2 separate regions of the Homo sapiens genome follow, and region 1 is linked to region 2. A link is a loop called in an ENCODE intact Hi-C map of the cell type or tissue named here. Cell type or tissue: B cell. All regions are shown on one strand. Each heading gives the region's core, and the rest is flanking DNA. Links, peaks and the distances in the headings are about the cores only.

What was found. A loop is a pair of places that touch in the nucleus more often than their neighbours do. Peaks named below come from ENCODE experiments on the same cell type or tissue, not always from the same donor. Only the 100,000 strongest peaks of a DNase experiment are listed, where the experiment ranks them.
Region 1: a loop joins it to region 2, with 10 times the contacts of the local background. A loop is called at or near these places in 2 of 110 quality-filtered maps.

What each region holds. Positions count from the first base shown.
Region 1 is chr9:93,960,778-93,966,147 of GRCh38, forward strand. The region is part of intron 1 of LOC124902216 (a long non-coding RNA gene); the gene reads left to right. Among named protein-coding and RNA genes, the nearest start is that of BARX1-DT, 7.6 kb to the left of the region's middle. In B cell, for the core only: CTCF peaks have their summits at 2,389 (motif pointing left) and 2,594; DNase peaks (open chromatin) are centred at 394, 714 and 2,374; H3K27me3 peaks cover 4,257 bases.
Region 2 is chr9:92,961,542-92,966,911 of GRCh38, forward strand. The region is part of intron 1 of FGD3 (FYVE, RhoGEF and PH domain containing 3); the gene reads left to right. Among named protein-coding and RNA genes, the nearest start is that of FGD3, 17 kb to the left of the region's middle. RefSeq lists enhancers at 2,452-2,571, 2,852-2,961, 3,598-4,229. In B cell, for the core only: no CTCF peak of the experiment used is centred there; DNase peaks (open chromatin) are centred at 592, 2,710, 3,380 and 3,840; H3K4me3 peaks cover 3,054 bases; H3K27ac peaks cover 4,936 bases.

The sequences.
Region 1 (5,370 bases), core at 170-5,169, 1.0 Mb after region 2:
TGGTCACAGCCCCTGGAAGCTGCAGACCCGGCTTTTCGAGGAGCCTCCCCGACGTGCAGAGCCTGAGACCCCAGAGAGCGGCCGGCTCGTGCGGGCCAGAACGCGGCGAGGCGCCCGCGGAAACGACTCGGCTTTTCTTTCTTTTCCCCTTTTCTTTCTTTATTTGCTTTTTTTTTTCCTCTCTTCCCTTCTTCCACCCATTTCCCCCTCCTCTTTCTTTTGTTTTTTTTTAGTCCTCCCCCCACCCCTCTTCTTTCTTTTGTTGCTCGTTCACTCTCGCTCTTGTCTCCTCTTCTGCTCCCGCTCCCCCCACTTTCTGTTCCTTTTCATCAGAAGGACGGCCAAGCCACAGTCCCGTCCTCCTAATAAGAGAAGAGGCCTTCATGCTCGCGGTGTGCCCACCAGGTGCCAGACGCTCTGCAGATTTAATACGTTTAATAGGCACAGAGCTCTTGGAGGGTTCTATAGCCTGTGTAGGGGGTGGGGAATTCTTTCCAGCTTGGGCAGCCTGGGGAGCTAGGCCTGGGATTGGGGAAGGGGTCTGGGCCCTGGCCCCTTAGCCAGGTGAGGTGGACCACAGCATCTCCTCCAGAATGTCTCCTGGTGGCAGGGAGGCCAGGCCAGATCACATTGGCCTGCCCACATTCCAGCAGGGACTCACACTTGCATCTGTCCTTCCTGACACAGGACTCTACTGTGGCTACCAGTCCTGTCTTCACCTGCCACCTCCCCCCTCCACCACCTTGCCAGGACTGGAAGGGAGAGGGGGCTGGGTACTGCCTCCTCCAGCTGCACCTCCCACTGGGTGCTGCTCGGGAGGGGATGGAACAGGGGGCATGGTGCTTCTTTTACAGGCAAGAGTTCTGGGGTCTAGGTGGGGAAAAGGAGGCTACAGCCACACCACCCCTCAGATGCCAGGCAGGATCAGCCTCTGGTACCCTGGCTCCAGGCCAGCCCTCCTGCCTCCTGCTGGTTTGAACTGACTGAAGATGACACACGAAGAGGATGGGACAGGAGCTGGTGCCACCTCCACAGGCACTGGGCTTCCCTGGGCCCCCTCTCCCATGTCACATCTGTACTTTCTGCCTTGTTCCTGCCTCTTGGTGCCAGGAATGGGCTTACAAGCCCAGTTCCCAAATGGCCAAATTCCACATATTTGCAGATTGGCAAAGCACACAGGGGACCTCGAGATGAGCTGGACCCCTGGTTTGCAGACCTCTTCCTGCTACTGCCCTTGAGCAAGCCCATTTCCTGTCCAAGCCTCAGTTTTCCCAAATGAGAAAACAAGAGGGGGTTTTTAGGTGAATCTTTCTCCTTGCTAGTGTTAACAGCTTAGGTCATGGATTGAAAAACTTGTTCTGTAAAGGGCCATATAAGCAAATGTTTTAGACTTTGCAGGCCACATGGCCCTATTGTGGTGACTCAGCCCTGTCTTTGTAGTGTGAAAGTAGCCCTAGATAATGCATAAATGAGTGGGTATGGCTGTGTTCCAACCAACTTTATTTATAGATATGAAAACCTGAATTATATCTAATTTTCACATCGCAAAATATGATTCTTATTTTTTTTTCAACCACTTAAATATGTAAAAACCATTCTCAGTTTGCTGGCCAAACAAAAACAGGCAATGGGCCACAGTTTGCCAATTCTTGTGCAGTTTCAATTATTCTGATAGCACAAATATTGCACTTCCATATCAGACATGTTGCCTTATGTTAACATTTTTTTCTTTTAAATTCTTTTCTCCAGGAAAGCATCTATTAATTTAACAGTATTTGGGACTTAGGAACACAGAATCACCTGACTCATTTCCTACACCCATTTCTGAGTTCTCAACAATTTAAATGTTTCCCTTATTAATACTATACCCAGACACCGGATTGCACAACGTACAATCACCCTCTCAATCCTTGCAACAGCCTTTGGAGTAGAAATAGTTTACCCTGCCTTCCAGCTCCTTGCACACCCCTGGAGACAGGGCGCTCACTCCCTTCAGTGGCTGCCTAACGAACTGCTGAGAGCCCAGTGACGTAGGCTTGACGCCCCTTAAGGGCGAAGGCCACCCCCGGCGACAGTGCTTCTTCCCAACCAGCCATTCCCAACCCCTGGCAATTCCATCTAAATCCTCTCCAGCTGTTGAAATGTGGATGGACAGGGGGCGGTGGCTCTGATTTTCTGGGAGTTTCCCAAGCCTTGAGCCTTTGCAGCTGCCAAGTGACAAATCTTGCAGGGACTAGGCAAAGGGAAAGAATATGACAGAAAAAATAGAGATTATAAATGTGTTGCTTGCTAGAAGTGTTTCCAGGAAATCTTGCTCACAGGGAGGCCTTATCGCCCCGCCCCCGCATCTTCCTTGGTTCTTGCGCCCTCTGCTGGTCATATTGAGTCTTAACCATGCTCACTCGGAACCGTTCCACTTATAAAGGAAAACAAGACTGCATGATCTCACTTGTATGTGGAATCTAAAAAAGTTGACATCATAGAAATAGAGTGAAATGGTGGTTATTAGGGCCGGGATGTGAGGGAGAAATGAGAAGATGTCGGTCAAAGGGTACAAACTTTGAGTTATAAGATAAATTCTGGGGATCTACGTACAGCATGGTGACTATAGTTAACAATCACGTATTGTGTGCTTGAAGTGTGCCGAAAGGGTCGGTTTTCAGTGTTCTCACCAAAATGGTAACTATGTAAGGCGATAGATATGTTAATTAGCTTGATTGTGGTGATCATCACGGTATATACATATACCAAAACATCACATTGTACACATTGAATACATCCTTTTTTTTTTTTTTTTTTTTTTTTGAGACAGGGTCTGACTCTGTCACCTAGGCTGGAGCCCACTGGTGCCCTCTCAGCTCACTGCAACCTCCACCTCCTGCGCTCAAGCAATCCTCCCACCTCCTGGGCTCAAGCAATCTTCCCACCTCAACCTCCCTAGTATCTGGGACTGCAGGTACACACCATGCCCGGCTAATTTTTGTATTTTTGGTAGAAACAGGGTTTCACCATGTTGCCCAAGCTGTTCTCCAGAACTCCTGAGCTCAAGCAATCTACCTGCCTTGGCCTCCCAAAGTGCTGGAATTACAGGTATGAGCCACCATGCCCAGCCATATATACAATTTTTATTTGCCAATTATACTTCAGTAAAGCTGAGGGAAATTTTTTTTTTAAAAAAAGAAAAATAATCCAGTATTTACTTTCCCTCTCTATGTATCAAACACCTTGCTGGTTGCTGAAGATACAAAGAAAAAGGCATCTTATCTGCCCACGGGAAGTGCAGTTTAACCATGCAGAGACGTACAAATGTGCTCACAGCCAGTGGCAAAGACACAGCACGCAGAAGGTGGTGGACACAGCAGGAGGGAGCATGCCATGGAGCAGAGGCGTGCGGGAGGCCCTCAGTCCCGGGGGTGGGGAGCTTCCAGACATACACAGTGAGCTCATGGCTTCCACTGTGGGGTGTTGGTGTTGCGCTCAGCAGGCCAGACAGCACAGGTTGGATTTTAAATGTTTGGATACTTTTAGAGCCAGCTACTTCTGACCTTCAGGGACTTAAGAGGCTGAGCTCTGTGCCCCGTATTGAAGCCCATGGGGATGCTCTCTGGGCCTGCTACTGAAAAGGGATGTCTGTCTCTCAGTACAGTTGTGGGTTCCACTGCACTCCCCAACCTGGAAAAGCCCTAGTCAGTCTTCTAGAGAGCACACCCTCTGTGCAAGGCCTTGTGCCCCATGTTACATGATCTCATTTAAACTTATGTCTTCCACTGTAGGAGACTGGCAATTTTACCCTTAATTTACTAACAAGGAAACTGAGGCACAGAGGGGTGACCTCATTTGCCTGAGAGGTGGAGCTGGGATTGGAACCAGTGCTCCCTCCACAGTATCACAATGACCTTTTTGGGGTCCTTCACCTTCTGACTTAACCCCTACTTTCCCTCGCTGATTGCCACTGAGACAGACCTATAGCTCCAGCTGCCCAAAGGTCACCCGCACACCACGCTCACTGTGTCCAGATCTGGACTTACTGTTACCCACCTCATCCTGCTCTGAGTGGAGAAGATGGACTGGAGCAGCCATCCCCTGCAGACACAGCTCACTGACCAGGGAGTGCCCTGGGAGGCAGCCCTGTTCCTACCCAAGCACGAACAGCAGGCAAGGCATCTCCAGTCAAAGGGCAGGGCCCTGTGGACTCAGTTCTGGTCAGGACACCCATGGTACTGGGCTCCTTCCATAGGTTGGCCCTGTGCTGGTCCCAACCCCATCCCATTCTGGCTCAGTCTAGGAGAGCAGGACTGCCATTTACAGACTACGTAACTCCCAGGCGTGTCATTGACTGTGCTGAGAATAGCACTTCTTGATTGTGCAGTGTGCAACCCACACAACTGTTCCCAACAGTCCTGCCAATTATTTGTTTGCTTCTCTTCTCATCAAACCAAATGGGTAGAAAAGGTTGTTATCATTGTTTTGAGTTCTGCCTGCTCCTTCCCCAGATGATAAGCAACATATTGAAACAAGGGAAGAAAACATATCCTATCTGCATACTTGCTGTTAAAAATCCACCTTAATTTATAAGTCTACTGGCTTTCCATTTTATGTTTCTATTACAGATTAGAGCAAAATTCATCCATCAAAGTGTTTGTGGCCTACATAATCCATCCCTTTGAATATAGGGGGCCTATCAGTGTGATAGGATAGCATCACCCTGATGGTGCTACCTGATATGGCAAAAAGGATTTTGAGGTCCCTAACTGGTGGACTTTGAATTGATCGAAAGGGAGATTGTCCTGGGCCTGACTACCCCTTTAAGAGACAACCCCTTTAAGAGGGACTGGGGCCAGGCACAGTGGCTCGCGCCTGTAATCCCAGCACTTTGGGAGGCTGAGGCAGGCAGATCACCTTAGGTCAGGAGTTCGAGACCAGCCTGGTCAACATGGAGAAACCCCATCTCTACTAAAAATACAAAAATTAGTCGGGCGTGGTGGCGCATGCCTATAATCCCAGCTACTCGGGAGGCTGAGGCAGGAGAATGACTTGAACCCAAGAGGCAGAGGTTGCAGTTAGCTGAGATCACACCAGAGCACTCCGTCCCGGGCAACAGAGCAAGACTCTGTCTCAAAGAAAAAAAAAAGTGACTGAGGTCTTCCCTGAGGTCAGAGAAGTTCTGCCAGCCTTGAAGAAGCCAGTTGCATGTTGTGAGCGGCCGACAGAGGGCCCGCTTGGCCAGGACCCAGAGCAAGCAGGTAAACTCAGCCAACAGCCTGAATAAGCTCAGAAGTGGGTCTTCCTTAGCAGAGCTCCAGGTGAGACCGCAGCCTGACTGGCACCTTATTGCTGCCTTATGAGACCCTGAGCAGATCCTGACCCATG
Region 2 (5,370 bases), core at 301-5,300:
CCCAACTTCAGGTCACCCTTGCCCTTTTTCATGATGAAAATACTACATCACTTTAAAACAATAGGAAACACTTAACTCTTTAGTTTTGATGGGTCAGTATTGGGGTGTGGCTTGGCTATGGCTTGGGGACCTCTCATGAGGCTACAGATGGTGGCTGGGGCTGCAGTGTCATCTGAAGGCCTGACTGAAACTGAGGATCATTTTCAAGGTGACTCATTCACACATCACAAGTTGTTGCTGGCTGTTGGCCTGGGGCCTTAGTTCCTCTCCGCATGGGCCTCTCTGCAGGGCTGCTTGAGCATCCTCATAACATGGCAGCCAGCTCCCCCACAGTGAGTGATTCAGCAAGGAAAGGCAAAAGCTGCAGTGTTATGTATGGCCTGGCCTTGGAAGTCACCTTCATCATTTCTGTAATGTCCTATTGTACAGTAGTGTCCACAGGTCAGCTCTATTCACAGTGGGAGAGGCAGATAACCAGCATTTGATGATCACTGGGCCATTGGGGGGCAGGCTGCCAAAAACATGTTTCTTTTTGAATGATGTCACTCCCAGGTGGAGGCACCACTTCCTCCCACTCACCCCAACCAGGGACGACAGGACACTTGGCCTCAGTTCTACTTTCAAGCCACAAACCCCTCCCCATCCTCTTTTTGTTCCTTACCTACCACAACCCCTCACCTTTCAGGTCACCACAGCCAGCCTGCTGCTGTGCTGCCAGAATTTATCATGACCCTCTTAGGACGACAGTTGTGTATTCCTAGTGTACCTGGGTTTGTGTCCCTGGTCCTAATGGGACCCCACTGCTGGCCTTCTGGCACAGGGGACCTCTGTAGAGGAGAAGGCTGAACCAGGTGGTGGTGGCAGGCACTGCTGTCCTTCCTGGCCTGGGCTGGAAGCATCTGGATGGTCCAGGGCTGCCTCCTCAGGGGGCAGGAGCCAAGACTCCAGGGCCCCGGCATTGACAGCACAGCAACGGTGATTCAGATGTTGGTGGCTGGGATCCCTTGAGTACCTACCATAGGCAAAGCCCTCATTTCTCACAAAAACTCCACCACATGCATCCCACATTTTCTCCATTTCATGGAGGAAGAATGGAGTCTTCAAGAAGTTCATCAGTGTCCGGGCATGGTGGCTCATGCCTGTAATCCCAGCACTTTAGGAGGCCGAGGCAGACAGATCACCTGAGGTCAGGAGTTGAGACCAGCCTGGCTAACATGGTGAAACCCAGTCTCTATTAAAAATACAAAAAATTAGCTGGGCATTGTGGTGGGCACCTATAATCCCAGCTACTTGGAAGGATGAGGCAGGAGAATCTTTGAAACCAGAAGGTGGAGGTTGAAGTGAGCTGACTTTGCGCCACTGCACTCCAGCCTGGGCAACAGAGTGAGGCTCCGTCTCAAAAAAAAAAAAAAAAAGAAAAGAAAAGATTAAGTTCAGCAATATGGCTGAGGCCACAGCACCCATGCGTCCGAGCTCAGGTGACACTGTCCACCCCATCCTTGTCACGGCTGGGTGTAGCTCTGCATCCTCACACAGGCAGGGAACTTAGGGACAAACTCCACATCACCTCAGCCTTTAGCTTTTGGGAGGGAGGGGCACACCACTGTGTCCTGAGCCTCAGTTTCCCTGTTGTCAGACGGGGATAACCATACTTCACAGGGGCATGAAGGGGCCCAATGAGTAACCATTCACAGGGCACCTGCGGCAGCACCTGGCACAGGGAAACTGAGGCCCAGAGAAATTGCTTTTATTTATTTATTTATTATTTTATTTTTATTGAGACAGTCTCTTTCTGTCCCCCAGGCTGGAGTGCAGTGGCGCAATCTCAGTTCACTGCAACCTCCACCTCTGGGGTTCGAGCGGTCCTCCCACCTCAGCCTCCTTAGTAGCTGGGATTACAAGCATGCGTCACAATGCCCAGCTGATTTTTGTATTTTTAGTAGAGACAGGGTTTCACCAAGTTGGCCAGACTGGTCTCAAACTCCTGACCTCAAGTGATCCTCCCTCCTTGGCCTCCCAAAGTGCTGGGATTTCAGGCATGAGCCACCATGCCCAGGTGAGAAATTGCTTTAAAAAAAATGAATATAAGCCTGGATTAACAAGCATTATTAAAATTGAGTCAGACTTTGCACTCTAAGCCCTTCAGGACCTGGTGTTATTATTTATTGATTCTCTCCCTAAAACAATGAGGGTGCCCTCCTGGTGGGGCTGCTCAGCGGGGCAGGTGCTGGGCCTGCTGGAGCAGCCCTCGTGGGTCAGGTCTCCCAGGAAGCATCTTGAAATATCTGTTTGCAGGGGGCCTCTTCACCTTCTAACTTGTGGCCATTTCATTGTTCCCAACCAAGAGGGTCTGAGGAAGCCTCTGATGGTGTGTTTCTGGGCTCACTCTGGGCTTGTCTGGTCTAGGGCCGGCCCCCTCATTCCCTGCTGGGCCCCTCCTCCCTGAAGATCTACACAGCAGATCTACTCACAAAAGTCCACCCAGCAGAAGCAGGAGGATGGTGGTTGTGGGTCCTCTGTGAGCAGCCCTGTTAACCTTTAAACCAGCACGGCCGCCGCAGCTGTGAGCCTAGCACCTGATCAGTGGAGAGCTGTGGATTGCATGTTTGTTTGCCATTGCCCCCGCCACCCTGCAAGTTGCACCTTCTAGAATCAGCAAGCCAAGCTCCTCTCACCCAGCGTAATGATGCGGAAATGCAAATGCACCATCATGTTGTGACCCATATTGCGAAAATTAGAAAAAAGGAAGTTGTGTTTCGCTATTGCACGAAGTTCAGCCCAGAGGAGAAACTCGCTCGCCTTCAGAAGACAGGTGAGTGGGCTTGGTCCTGAGGTGTTGGCCGAGCCCTGAGATCCTAACTGCTTTTGTGGAACTTTGGGGTGGTAGGAACATTCAGGGCAGGAGCCATTTGAGGGAGACGGATGTTTTCAAGGCAGGAAGTGGCTGTGGTGGCACGGAATGGTGTCTTGTTTTTGTTCTGTTGTCTTTCTCTGGGTTCCTGTAGCATGATGTGTAAAAATTCAGAGTTATTGTGGGCCTCGAATGGCAAGTGTGAAAAGCCTTTGTAAACTGCTGAGTGCTGGGACAGTGTTGCCTATCGTCTGGGGGTGGCTTAGGCTCTCACAAGATGAACGGTGCCTGCCCGTGTCCCCATCGAAGGCTGGCAGGGGCCTGGGTCCGAGGCTGACCAGATGCAGGGAGCCTTTTTCCATCGGCTGGCAGCGCACCAGCCAGGGCATCGAGACCACGGCCAGCCCCTCTCATGTCACCCAGGCCTGGGGGGCGGGGGGTAGCGCGAGCCTTCCTCTGCCTGAACAGAGGAGGGTGGTCCCAGACGTGTCCTGGGGGCTAGGCTTTCCCACACAGTGTGTCTCCAGAAGCTTCCTCTGCACTCTGCAGGTTAGATATTAGCAGATGCGGGCCTGTGTAGCATGGGGCTGTGAGGAAGGAGTGCTGCGCCCACCAAAGCCTCCTCAGCACCCCGTGCTGTGCCTGGCAGTGTGGGACAGTGGCGGGGCCACCTCAAGAGGTGCATGGACTGATGGCAGGGTCCCAGCGGCAGTGGCGGCACAACCCGATGCCACCGTGATTGTGCCCACTGTGCAGAGGGGGCCCGAGGGGCAGAGGCATGTTCGGGTCACACAGCATGGCCACACTCATCTGTAAAGTGGTGACTGAGTCGTGCCAGGCTCACTGTAGTTCGGGGCTGGACGTGCTTAGCAGGTGCCACTGCCATTCAGATCGGTGCTTGCCAACACCCAGGGCGGATGCTGGTCAGCCATTCTTGCAGGGGAGGAAACCAAGGCACACAGCTGACTTGCCCTGGGCCCCCCAGCCTGCAAAGTGTCTGACTGAGCCCCAGTACAAATCTTCACAACTTGCTCAGTGGCCCCAGAGCCGGGTGGGGCTGACCAGCTGGGTGTGAAAGGGAGGAAGTGGTTTGTCCCCAGCTGGGCTGTTACAGGAGGCCAGAGGAGGCCCCGGTTCCACTCCTCAGGGGGCGGAGGTCCACGTCTACACAAAAACCAGCACCATGCAGTGTGCAAGACCCCTTGGAATGACACGAGGCCGAGTGCCCTGCACACAGAGGCCTGCAGCCGTGTTGTACAGAGGTTAGAGCTGAAATGACCTTTTCCTGAGAAGCCTCACCACTGTCCGAGGATGGGCCTGACCTTCCTGGCCTGTGCCCCTTGAGGACTCCCAGGTTAGTCCCTGGGCTAGAAGAGTGACCTGGGAGTCACTGGTGCATGTGCTGGGAGCTCCCAAAGCATCCTCCCCACCTGCCCCGATAGGTCTATCAGGAGCCTGGTTTACAGATAAGGAAACTGAGGCCCCTCAGTAAGGGCAGTGCTGGGCAGGTGTGAAACCTAGACAAGGATGAGACTGGGCTTGTGGAACAAGGAGGCTCGGAGGCAAGCATGTGCCGAAAACAATGAACAAGGACAGGAGGAAGAGCAGAGCCGGGCACTGTGGTGCCTGCCTGTCCCTAGGCGGGACGACCGTCAGCTGTCGGGGCTGAGCCGGTCGGGAAGGAAACAGGATATGAGGACCTTCATTCATCCCTTACATTTCTCCCCGTGTCCTGCCTTCTTCTCTGCAGATATTGTGGGTCCTTGTAGGTGACAAGGGGCCCATTGTCTGAGGAGGGAGACAGGGACATGAGCCTGCCACGGTTTCATCTGGCTAGCTGCAAGGACAGTGCAGGGCAGGCCCTGTGTGAAATGGGGGCAGCCACATCTGGGTCTGGGGACAAGCTGCCTGCTGCCTAGTGACACGAACCTGTGCCCGTGGTGCCTCCGTCCCCACACGTGAGCTTCCCCACTCCCTCCTTCTGAGCTTGCTGCCTGCCGGTGAGTGTCCCTGGTCTCAGGAAAGTAACCCACAGGCAAATGGTTGCTGCATTTTCCCAAAAGCAAGTATTGAACCCCTAACAATAATCTCAGCCCTCCAGGACCCCCTGCTCTGTGCCACAAGGTGTGCTGTCCCCCAGCCCCACCCTCCAGGTGGGGGCACCGCAGACTCAGGCCTGGAGGCTGCACCTGTGGGCCCTGCCCGGGGCCCACCCCACCTGGGAGTCTGTATGAGGCCTCTGCCCAGGGTGCCAGTCTTCTGAGGAGCAGCGGTGGCTGTGCATGTGGACCAAGGAAGGAGGGCAAGAGTGTGTGAATGAGGGCTGAGCTCCGCAGCCTCAGAAAGGGACACTAAGGATCCCGCCTCCCCTGGACACCCCCAGCTGGGCAGGGAGGTTGACAAGGAGGCTGGCCTGGTACAGGGCCTTGCCCTTCGCACCTTGTCATTTTGGTGCAAATTCAAAAAACTTCTCATGAGAATCTTCTGCATATGTTTAAAAAAAGTTTTCTTTTTAAAAA